2 separate regions of the Homo sapiens genome follow, and region 2 is linked to region 1. Evidence: read pairs that join two places in POLR2A ChIA-PET (ENCODE). Cell type or tissue: MCF 10A. All regions are shown on one strand. Each heading gives the region's core, and the rest is flanking DNA. Links, peaks and the distances in the headings are about the cores only. Region 1 overlaps RASSF3-DT (RASSF3 divergent transcript). Region 2 overlaps GNS (glucosamine (N-acetyl)-6-sulfatase).

Evidence for each region. ChIA-PET counts read pairs that join two places held together with the same protein. Peaks named below come from ENCODE experiments on the same cell type or tissue, not always from the same donor. Only the 100,000 strongest peaks of a DNase experiment are listed, where the experiment ranks them.
Region 2: POLR2A ChIA-PET joins it to region 1 with 5 read pairs; 4 of 35 experiments call an interaction of 5 or more read pairs at or near these places.

The regions. Positions count from the first base shown.
Region 1 is chr12:64,600,415-64,605,795 of GRCh38, reverse strand. The region is part of intron 1 of RASSF3-DT (RASSF3 divergent transcript); the gene reads left to right. It also overlaps a transcript of RASSF3 not described here. Among named protein-coding and RNA genes, the nearest start is that of RASSF3-DT, 6.4 kb to the left of the region's middle. In MCF 10A, for the core only: no CTCF peak of the experiment used is centred there; no DNase peak of the experiment used is centred there.
Region 2 is chr12:64,722,262-64,727,642 of GRCh38, reverse strand. GNS (glucosamine (N-acetyl)-6-sulfatase) reads left to right here. Exons shown (of 14, transcript NM_002076.4): 11 at 4,530-4,637. Among named protein-coding and RNA genes, the nearest start is that of GNS, 34 kb to the left of the region's middle. In MCF 10A, for the core only: no CTCF peak of the experiment used is centred there; a DNase peak (open chromatin) is centred at 3,122.

The DNA.
Region 1 (5,381 bases), core at 269-5,268:
CTGCCTCAGCCTCCCGAGTAGCTAGGATTACAGGCATGCGCCACTACCCTGGCTAATTTTGTATTTTTAGTAGAGATGGGGTTTCTCCATCTTGGTCAGGCTGGTCTTGAACTCCCAACCTCAGTTGATCCACCTGCCTCAGCCTCCCAAAGTGCTGGAATTACAGGCGTGAGCCACCACGCCCGGCCTAGATACTGCCTTGTTTAAGCCAGTTGAGTTGACCTGTTATCATCCTATATTCCCATCATTTTGTTCCTGCTGGAATAGTCATATCTCTCATAATATTTCTGCCACGTTCTGTTCTCCTCCATTGACATTGGTAGAATCAGTAGAGACAGATAGAAAAAGAAGTAAGAGTTTTTAAATGATTGCTAAGTTGTTCCCCTGAAGATAATTTAGAAAGTTCATTTTCTTACCTTAAAAAAAAAAGCAACCCATAGCAGAGGTATTTAAATTGGCTTTAAAAAGGAAAAAAAATATGTTCTAAAATTTCTCTCAAAAATTCTGACAGGCTGGGTGTGGTGGCTCACACCTGTAATCCCAGCACTTTGGGAGGCTGAGGCAGGCAGATCACCTGAGGTCAGGAGTTCAAGACCAGCCCGGCCAACATGGTGATACCCCATCTCTACTAAAAAAAATACAAAAATTAGCTGAATGTGGTGGGTGCCTGCAATCCCAGCTACTCAGGAGGCTGAGGCAGAAGAATCACTTGAACCAGGGAGGTGGAGGTTGCAGTGAGCCGAGATGGCACCACTGTACTACAGCCTGGGCAACAGAGCAAGGCTCTGCCTAAAAAAAAAATAAAAATAAAATAAAATAAATTAAAAAAAAAATATATGACAAACTCAAAGATGATAGGAGTTGGTTACATGGCCGGGCACGGTGGCTCACGCCTGTAATCCCGGCACTTTGGGAGGCCGAGGCGGGCGGATCACAAGGTCAGGAGATCGAGACCACGGTGAAACCCCGTCTGTACTAAAAATACAAAAAATTAGCTGGGCACGGTGGCGGGCGCCTGTAGTCCCAGCTACTCGGGAGGCTGAGGCAGGAGAATGACGTGAACCCGGGAGGCGGAGCTTGCAGTGAGCCGAGATCGCGCCACTGCACTCCAGCCTGGGCGACACAGCAAGACTCCATCTCAAAAGAAAAAAAAAAAAAGAGTTGGTTACATCAGCCTGGTAGCTGGAGGACAGGCTCTTAATAGTTGAACCGATACAATCAGCGGCTGTTCTCTTTGGTCAGTGCCTATTGGCTGCAACTATCACCCTGGTTGCTTCCATTTTGTTCATGGCAATGACAGGAATAAATGGTATAATAACTGAAAGGCAATGTGTTTGGTTGTTAAGTATGTGGGGTGAGAAATCAGCCTGGGCTGGGCACAGTGGCTCACACCTGTAATCCTACCATTTGGAGAGGCTGAGGCAGGCAGATAGCTTGAACGCAGGAGTTGGAGACCAGCCTGGACAACATCACGAAACCCTGTCTCTACAAAAGATACAAAAATTAGCCGGGCATGGTGGTGTATGCCTGTAGTCCCAGCTACTCAAGAGGCTGAGGTGGGAGGATTGCTTGAGCCTGGGAGGTCAAGGCTACAGTGAGCCATGATCAGGCCACTGCACTCCAGCCTGGGCAACGGAGTCAAACCCTGTCTAAAAAAAAAAAAAAAGAAAACCTGTAATCCGAGCACTTTGGGAGGCTGAGGTGGGCAGATCATGAGGTCAGGAGATCGAGACCATCCTGGCCCACATGGTGAAACCCCATCTCTACTAAAAATACAAAAATGAGCTGGGCGTGGTGGCGTATGCCTATAGTCCCAGCTACTCAGGAGGCTGAGGCAGGAGAATCGCTTGAACCCAGGAGGCAGACATTGCAGTGAGCCAAGATCGTGCCACTGCACTCCAGCCTGGCGACAGAGCAAGACTCCATCTCAAAAAAGAAAAAGAAAAAAAAAAGGAAATCAGACTGCCTGTGTTCAAATGTGGGCTCAGATGGTGTGACCCACAGCATATTATCTAAACTGGTTAAACCTCAGTTCTACATCTGGAAAGGGAGGGTAATAAAATCTTACCTTATAGGATTCTTAAAGGGATTAAGTAAACTAAGACATGCAAAACATTGTGCCTGGCACATAATAAAAGCTCATGATGTTAGCTAATATGATTACGTATAAGGATAGTATTTCCATGTTTGGGCACATCCTCAATAATCAAGGAAAGGATGTGTTACCTGTGAGCCTGGAGGTAACCCCGGTTTATAGGACAAGGTGGGGGAGAAAAGCAAATGGCTTTTCCATCACTAGATTTGTCCATCCAACATATCTAGGACCTAATGAGCTGAAATATTTTGTGCAAAGGGCACTACCTGGTACGAGGACTGCAAGATAAACCCCATAGTTCGGTATCTGTGTCCAAGTGAATTTCATCATAGGCTTCTGCATTTCCTCATTACTGTGATAAGAACTGGCCAAGGGAAAGCATATACCTGATGAAAAAATCCTTGATCATCATAATCATGTTACCTTGTATCTCAGACCCTCAAAGCCCTTGACATTAATGCTTACTCTGACCAAGTCATAATTACCTTTCTCCTTTGAAAGATAAAGAAACAAACAACAACAACAACAAAAAAAAAAGTTAAAGAAACCAAACAGATAAATTGAAGAGCTACACTCCCAACTCTTTTTTTTTCTTTTTTTTTGAGACAGAGTTTTGCTCTGTCACCCAGACTGAAGTGCAGCAGTACGATCTCAGTCCACTGCAACCTCCGCCTCCCAGGTTCAAGCGATTCTCCTGCCTCAGCTTCCCAAGTAGCTGGGATTACAGGTGCCTGCCACCACGCCCAGCTAATTTTTGTATTTTTAGTAGAGATGTGGTTTCACCATGTTGGCGAGGCTGGTCTCAAACTCCTGACCTTGTGATCCACCCACCTTGGCCTCCCAAGTGCTGGGATTACAGGCGTGAGCCACCACGCCTGGCCTACACCCTGAGTTTGGGAGAGTAAAGAGTATAGGGAGAAATCCTTCTTTAGTTGTGAGGCTTTCTGTTTTCTCTTTCTTTCTTTCTTTTTTTCATTTTTAGAGATTGGATCTCACTATGTTGCCCAGGCTGGCCTCGAACTCCTGGGCTCAGCGTGGTGTATAGCTGGGACTACAGATTGTGTGTGCCACTGCTCCGAGCTGACTTTTTTTCATTTTTTTTTCTTTTTTCTTTTTTTTTTGAGATGGAGTCTCGCTCTGGCACCAGGCTGGAGTGTAGTGGCGTGATCTTAGCTCACTGCAACCTCCGCCTCCCGGGTTCAAGCAATTCCCCTGTCTCAGCCTCCAGAGTAGCTGGGACTACAGGTGTGCACCACCATGCCCAGCTAATTTTTTTTGTATTTTAGTAGAGATGGGGTTTCACCATGTTGGCCAGGATGGTCTCGATCTCCTGACCTCATGATTCACCCGCCTCAGCCTCCCAAAGTGCTGGGATTACAGGCGTGAGCCACCATGCCTGGCCCTGTTATAATATTTAAAAAAAAAAAATAGAGATGAGGTCTCACTATGTTTCCCAGGCTAGTCTCAAACTCCTGAGCTCAACCAATCCTCCCACCTCAACCTCCCAAAATGCCAGGATTGTAGACGTGAGCCACCACACCTGGCCTATGCATGGAATATTTCTTAATTTTTTTTTTTTTTTTTCTGAGACGAAGTCGCTCTGTCACCCAGGCTGGAGTGCAGTGACATGATCTCAGCTCACTGCAAGCTCTGACTCCCAGGTTCACCCCATTCTCCCGCCTCAGCCTCCCGAGTAGTTGGGACCACAGGCGCCCGCCACCACGCCCGGCTAATTTTTTGTATTTTTAGTAGAGACGGGGTTTCACCTTGTTAGCCAGGATGGTCTTGATCTCCTGACCTCGTGATCTGCCCGCCTCGGCCTCCCAAAGTGCGGGGATTACAGGCATGATCCACTGCACCCGGCCTTATATTTCTTAATTATTTTTAAGAGACAGAGTCTTGCTCTCTTGCCCAGGCTGGAGTGCAATGGCCTGATCACAGCTCACTGAAGCCTCCCCCTCCCAGGGTCAAGGGACCTTCCCACCTCGGCCTCCTGAGTAGCTGGGACTACAGGCACGCACCATCACGCCAGCTAATTTTTTGTAGAGACGGGGTCCCTCCATGTTGCCCAGGCTGGTCTCAAATTCCTGGGCTCTAGCAATCCACCCACCTCAGCCTCCCATAGTGCTGGGGTTACAGGCCAAGCCCAGTCATATTCTTAATTTTATAGTAAAATAAACTGAAAGGCAGATGGTAATTGAAATTTTTTAAACAACTACATTTTAATACTATGAGGATCTTCATCCATAGATGATGGCGTTAGAGCAGGGCCTCAGACCTAAAGCTTCTGAAAACTTAAGTCATGGTAGTAAAGCAGACTCTCACGAACAATTTTGTAGAAAATATTTTGTTTTGAAATAGCAATAACTACTAGAATGGTTTCTATTTTTTAAATTTTTTATTACATATTTTTAAGACAAGGTCTCACTCTGTCACCTAGGCTGAGTGCAGTGGCAGGATCATGGCTCACTATAGCTTCAACCTCCCAGGTTCAATTGATCCTTCTGCTTCAGCCTCCCGAGTAGCTGGGACTACAGGCGTGTGTCACCATGCCCAGCTGATTTATTTATTTATTTATTGAGGCATGGTCTGCCTGTGTTGCCCAGGCTGGTCTCAAGCTACTGAGCTCCAGCAGTCCTCCTACTGTGGCCTCCCAAAGTGTTCGGAGTACAGACATGAGCCACTGCACCCAGCCTAAAATAGTTTAAATAAGGCCTAGATGGATAAAAATAGAATATGACCCTGTTTTGGGCACTATGGAAGGTTACAATGACATTAAGAGAAGACTGAAGAAAGGAGAAAGCAATATAGCACCTCTATATCTAAAAACTGATTTCCCATAGTAATCGAATCAGAAAAAGACAGAAATCAATTTAAGCCTGAGAAACCAAATATAGTAACAATGTTTTAAAACTCTAAGTTATAGCTTCATAAATAAAAAATTCTAAAACCACACAAAACCACTGGGGTCTAAGATGTCTGTTGGTAATTTCCACTTACTATTATTACGTACATATAGGTCACAGTTAAAAATTTTTGTTAATTCTTTCAGTCACGCTACAAAGATGATGCATATATGGTGAATGGAAGCAGTGGAGAATTCTAGCTTCCCTCAAATGAGAAAGAAAAAAAACAAAATCCAAACTTCAACATTTGGATCTTTTTGGCAAAGATATAGGACTCCCAAAGGGCATTTGAAACTAAAAATTAATTAGGCAGGTTGTTCCTCAAATAGTTGGGAAATTTACCGAGTAAACACACATACTGTTTGCTCAGTATGTTTAAT
Region 2 (5,381 bases), core at 83-5,082, 120 kb before region 1:
CCCCTTGTAACTGGTTTTTTCACTGAGCATAGTGTTTTCAAGGATCATATCATTGTAACGTGTCAGTACCTTCTTCTGTTTTACTGCCGAATAACATTCTGTGTGTGAATATATCACATTTTATTTATCCATTCATCAGATATTTGGGCTGTTTCCACTTTTTGGCTATTATGAATAATGCAGTTGTAATGGTTTTGTTTGTTTTTGAGATGGGGTCTTGTGCTGTCACCCAGGCTGGAGTGCAGTGTTGCCAATCACAGCTCACTGCAGCCTCAGTCTCCTACGCTCAGAGGATCCTCCCACCTCAGCCTCCCCAGTAGCTAGGACTGCAGTTGCTGGCTACCACGTCTGGCTAATTTTTTTTTTTTTTTTAATAGTAGAAATGAGGTCTCCCTACATTGCTCAGGGTGATCTCGAACTCCTGGGCTCAAGAGAACCTCCCTTGTTTTCCAAGATTTTAAGAAAAAAAAAAATATCCTCCCCCCTCAGCCTCCCAAAGTGCTGAGATTACGGGTGGGAGCCAATACTTGCTATTATCTGTCTTTGTGATTATTATATTGTAGTAGGTGTGAAGTAGTATCTCATTGTGGTTTTGATTTGTATTTCCCTGCTGACTATTGGTGGTTAGCATTTCATCATGTGTTTGTCAGCCATTTGTATAGCTTCTTTGGAGATGTGTTCATATTCCAATCCTTTGCCCAGTTTTTTTTTTTTATTGTGTTATTGATCAGGGAATCACTTTTCATTTATGCCTTTTTGTGTTTCTTCCCTTGAGAAATGCCTCTGCATTTTTGCGTATCATAGTCTCCTTATTATGACTTGTCTTTTCCATGTATTAAGATATGGGAGCCAGGTGCAGTGGCTCACACCTGTAATCCCAGCAATTTGGGAGGCTAAGGCAGGCTGATCTCTTGAGTCCAGGAGTTCAAGACCAGCCTGGGCAACATGGCAAGACCCAGTCTCTACAAAAAATACAGAAAATTAGCCAGGCATGATGGTGTGCATCTGTAGTCCCAACTACTTGGAAGGCTGAGGTAGCAGGATCGCTTGAGCCAAGCAGGTGGAGGTTGTAGTGAGCAGAGATCACACCACTGCACTCCAAGAATTGAAGGTATATATTGTTTCTTTTAATGTTTAGTGTCCTTTGTGTATTTATAAAGATGCTTCTAAACTTTGAAGCCAGAAAGCTATTCTCCTATATTTTCTCCTAAAAGTTTTATAGCTCTGCCTCTTACATCCAAGTCCTTGATGTATCTAAAATTTATTTTCTTGTAAGATAGGAGTCAGGGATTCAGTTTCTTTTTTTTTTTCTCTATAGATACTCAGTTGTCTTTTTTTGCTCCACGAATCTGTCCATCCCTGTGCCAATATGATTTTGTCTTATAAAGCTGTGTAACTAAATCTCAATTTGCATAGGCATACCTCTCTGCTTATTGTCCTCATGGGGATCCTAGCCCGTGTCTTCCACATACATAAACTTTAGAATCAGCTTTTCAGATTATCTGAAAAATGTTGGCTTTTGGTTGGAATTGCATTTAACCTATAGATCAGTTAGAGGAAATTTTACGTCTTTTAACTTTTCATACAAGTCTTATACTTTGTACCTTATTATGTTTATTTCTTTTTTTTTTTTTTTTTTTTTTTTTTGAGACAGAGTCTAGCTCTGTCGCCCAGGTTGGAGTGCAGTGGCATGATCTCAGCTCACTGCAAGCTCCGCCTCCCTGGTTCACGCCATTCTCCTGGCTCAGCCTCCCGAGTAGCTGGGACTACAGGCACCTGCCACCAGGCCCGGCTAATTTTTTGTACTTTTAGTAGAGTCAGGGTTTCACCGTGTTAGCCAGGATGGTCTCGATCTCCCGACCTCGTGATCCCCCCTCCTTGGCCTCCTAAAGTGCTGGGATTACAGGCATGAGCCACTGCACCCGGCATTAAGTTTATTTCTAATTAGAAAAAAAACTGATTCACTCTAGGGGTAAAAATCATTATGTTGTGTATAATTTCTCTGCACAGTTCTCTAAGTGCCACCTAAGATGTGGTTCTTTTCCTTGTTCATGTTTTGTTTTTGGAGGCTATTCCGATGAAATACTGATGTATTAGAACAGTTAATTAGCCATGTGTGGCTATTTGAATTAAAAATGAAATTCAGTTCTTCGGTTGCACTAGCTGCACATCATGTGCTCAGTAGCCATCATATTGAACAGCAAAGATCGAGAATGTTTCAGCCAGAAAGTTCTGCTGGACTAGCAGTTGGCAGACTACAACCTGTGGGCCAAATCTAGCGCACCCCCGTTTCTGTAAATAAAGTTATATCAGAATACAGCCACACTCATTCATTTATGTATTGTTGATGGCTGCTTCCCTGCTACCTGAGTAGATGTGACAGAGATTGTATAGCCAGGAGCCTAAGTATTTACTCTGTGGCCTTTTACAAAAAAAGTTTAACAACTCCTACAGACCATGAGTCTCAAATTTGGTCAGACATCAGAATCACTCGGAAACTAAAATACTAATGCCTGGGCCTCACCCCTAGAGATTCTGATTTAATTGGCATGAGATAGAATCCCTTGGGATTTTTCAAGTTTCCCTGGTGATTTTAATATGCAGCAAAGTTCAGGAACCACTGATCTAGACTTCTCAGGTGCTCTTTTCTCCTCTGGACACTTTGACATTCAAGGGTGGGATTTTGAAGTTCACTCAATTCTGACAGTTCACTCAATTCCACCTTCTGGCTTCCATGGCTCAGGTTTGGCAGCATCATGAGGTTTGTTTGTTTGTTTTTTCCGAGACAGAGTCTCGCTCTGTCACCTAGGCTGGGGTGCAGTGGTGCAATCTCGGCTCACCACAACCTCTGCCGTCCGGGTTCAAGCAATTATCCTGCCTCAGCCTCCCAAGTAGCTGGGACCACAGGTGTGTGCCACCATGCCCAGCTAGTTTTTTGGTATTTTTTAGTAGAGACGGGGTTTCACCATGTTGGTCGGGCTAGTCTCGAACTCCTGACCTCAGGTGATCCACCCACCTCGGCCTCACGAAGTGCTGGGATTACAGGCGTGAGCCACCGTGCCCAGCCAGCATGAGCTTTTTAAGTCTCCAGTGACTCATGATTTCTGAGATCCTGAGCCGCACAGGATTGTTCAAGTTTCATTGTAGAACAACAAGTTAGGAAATAATTCCTATCTCTAACTCCTCCTTTTCAGGTGGCTGCGGCATTCAAGGCCTTGCACAAGCCGTTACCCATTCCCCACTGTACTCACCCACATTTAGCATTCTTTAGAGCAGTGATTCTCAAACAGGCATTCCCCAGAATTGCCTGTGGGACTTGCTAAAACCCAGGTTGCTGTCTACCTACGTTAGGAACTAAGAATTTGCATTTGTGACAAGTTTCCAGGTGATGCTGCTTGTCCTGGGAACCACATTTTAAGAACCACTTTTTTAGAGCAGTGCTGCTCAGATTTTTACTATGCGTGGAAATCACCAAGAGTTCTTACTAAATGCAGGCTTTGGCTTATTAGAGCTAGAGTAGGACCTGAGATTCTGCATCTCCAAGCTCCCAACCAGACTTTGACCATTTTAAGAGCAGCTTCTAACCTGGTCTTCCTGTCTTTCCACTTTTTGACTGTTATGAATACTGCAGTTTCTGTCTCTAGATTCTGCCACTAAGCTGACTTTTCTAAATCACTGCCTTGATTGTGTTACCTCCCTGCTCAAAAACCTCCTATGATTTCCCATCACCTGCTGTTCTTTATAGGACAAGCCTGGGCAGCATGATGTTCAGGGCCTTTTCCTGTGTGGTACCAGCCTGCCTCTCCACCCTCACTGTGCACTGCTTCCTTGTCTGAAAGCTGTGTTTCAGGAAGCCACACATCTAAGTGGTCTGCGTTCAACCTATATTCATGCTCTTTGAATCTAAAACTTGCTCCCGTTCCTAGATTCTTTCTCCTTTCACCATTTGTGTCTTAAACTTGCTGCTTTCAAATGCTGCCACTTCTTTCCTTCCACACCATGAATGTACATTGAAAAGTGAGTGAATTAATGTACTATACCTTCATTCTGACCATCAAGAGGTGCTTTGAACCTGTTACAGTCTTTAGCACACAAGTCTGTGGAATATTTCTTTATTGTCCTTGTGTCTATTAGGTTATAAGTTTCTTAGTCTGAGCTTAAAACAGTTCTTACATAGAGCATATGACAGTATTATTTATTCTAGTCTGGACTTTCAGCAACTTGCACTGTGACTTTGATTCTTGCTTAGCTACCTTGTCAGGTTCCATTCCTGACCTGATTCACAGAAGTAGCCTTGGGAAGGAACTATTAAATTTTCAAAGCATTTCACCATCGTTTGTAAAGGCCCTTAACTACCAAACATACTGCTCAGTAGCTTTCATATGTACCTGTTTTAGTCATTCCCTTTAGTTACTGAATGAACAGTCCAATTACTTTTGACTCCCAGGTCCCCTTTAGCAGTCAATTACTTTGTGATCTTTATCATAGTCTATGTGCATCACAGAAATTCCACTTGCTCTTCTTTCTAGAGAGGTGCCAGTAACTTGACCTGGCGATCAGATGTCCTGGTGGAATACCAAGGAGAAGGCCGTAACGTCACTGACCCAACATGCCCTTCCCTGAGTCCTGGCGTATCTGTGAGTAATAGCTTGAATCAACTTAGACAGCTTTCTCACTGACAACATGGCAAGGTGCTGGTTGCCATGTGTCAAATATTGAAACCTTTCATCTGAGTCCTGTTCCTTTGTCACTGACTGTGAGTGGTTAGTAGATGGACAAAGGTAAATCCAGTGATCTTGGAAATGATGCTGCTGACCTGTCATCAGAATGTGCACTGTTAATCTTCCAATTTATGTAGCAAGTGCATGTATCCACCCGTGTTCTTATCAATTCCTCTTCCCTGTTTTTCTACCCCTCCCAATAACAGTACCATTTTTTTTTAATTAGGGATAATGTTACTGAGGCATGCAGTAGAGAGATGTGGTTCCTGCCTGTAACCATGCCATTATGAGTGCCTCGCATTGGCGGCAGCCAGGCAGGTCACAAAGAGGGAAACAGCCATGTTGGCCTCACTTTGGAGAAGGGAAAATAGGCTTCCACTTGGAGTTGATTGATTCTTCTAACACCAAAGTGTTACAGTATAATGAACCAACCAAAAGTGCAATAACAGATCATATGGTAGACAAATTAGATTTAAGTCGTACCTGGTGATAAGAACACTCATAAATAACTTACTTGCACATGACTCCACAAAACTCATTTTAGCCTTCTCCTCCAACTTCTTAGGGTGACATTTCCTAGTAGCTCTTAGAAATGAGTCATTTGGGCTGGGTACTGTGGCTCACACCTGTAATCCTAGCACTTTGGGAGGCCAAGGCGGG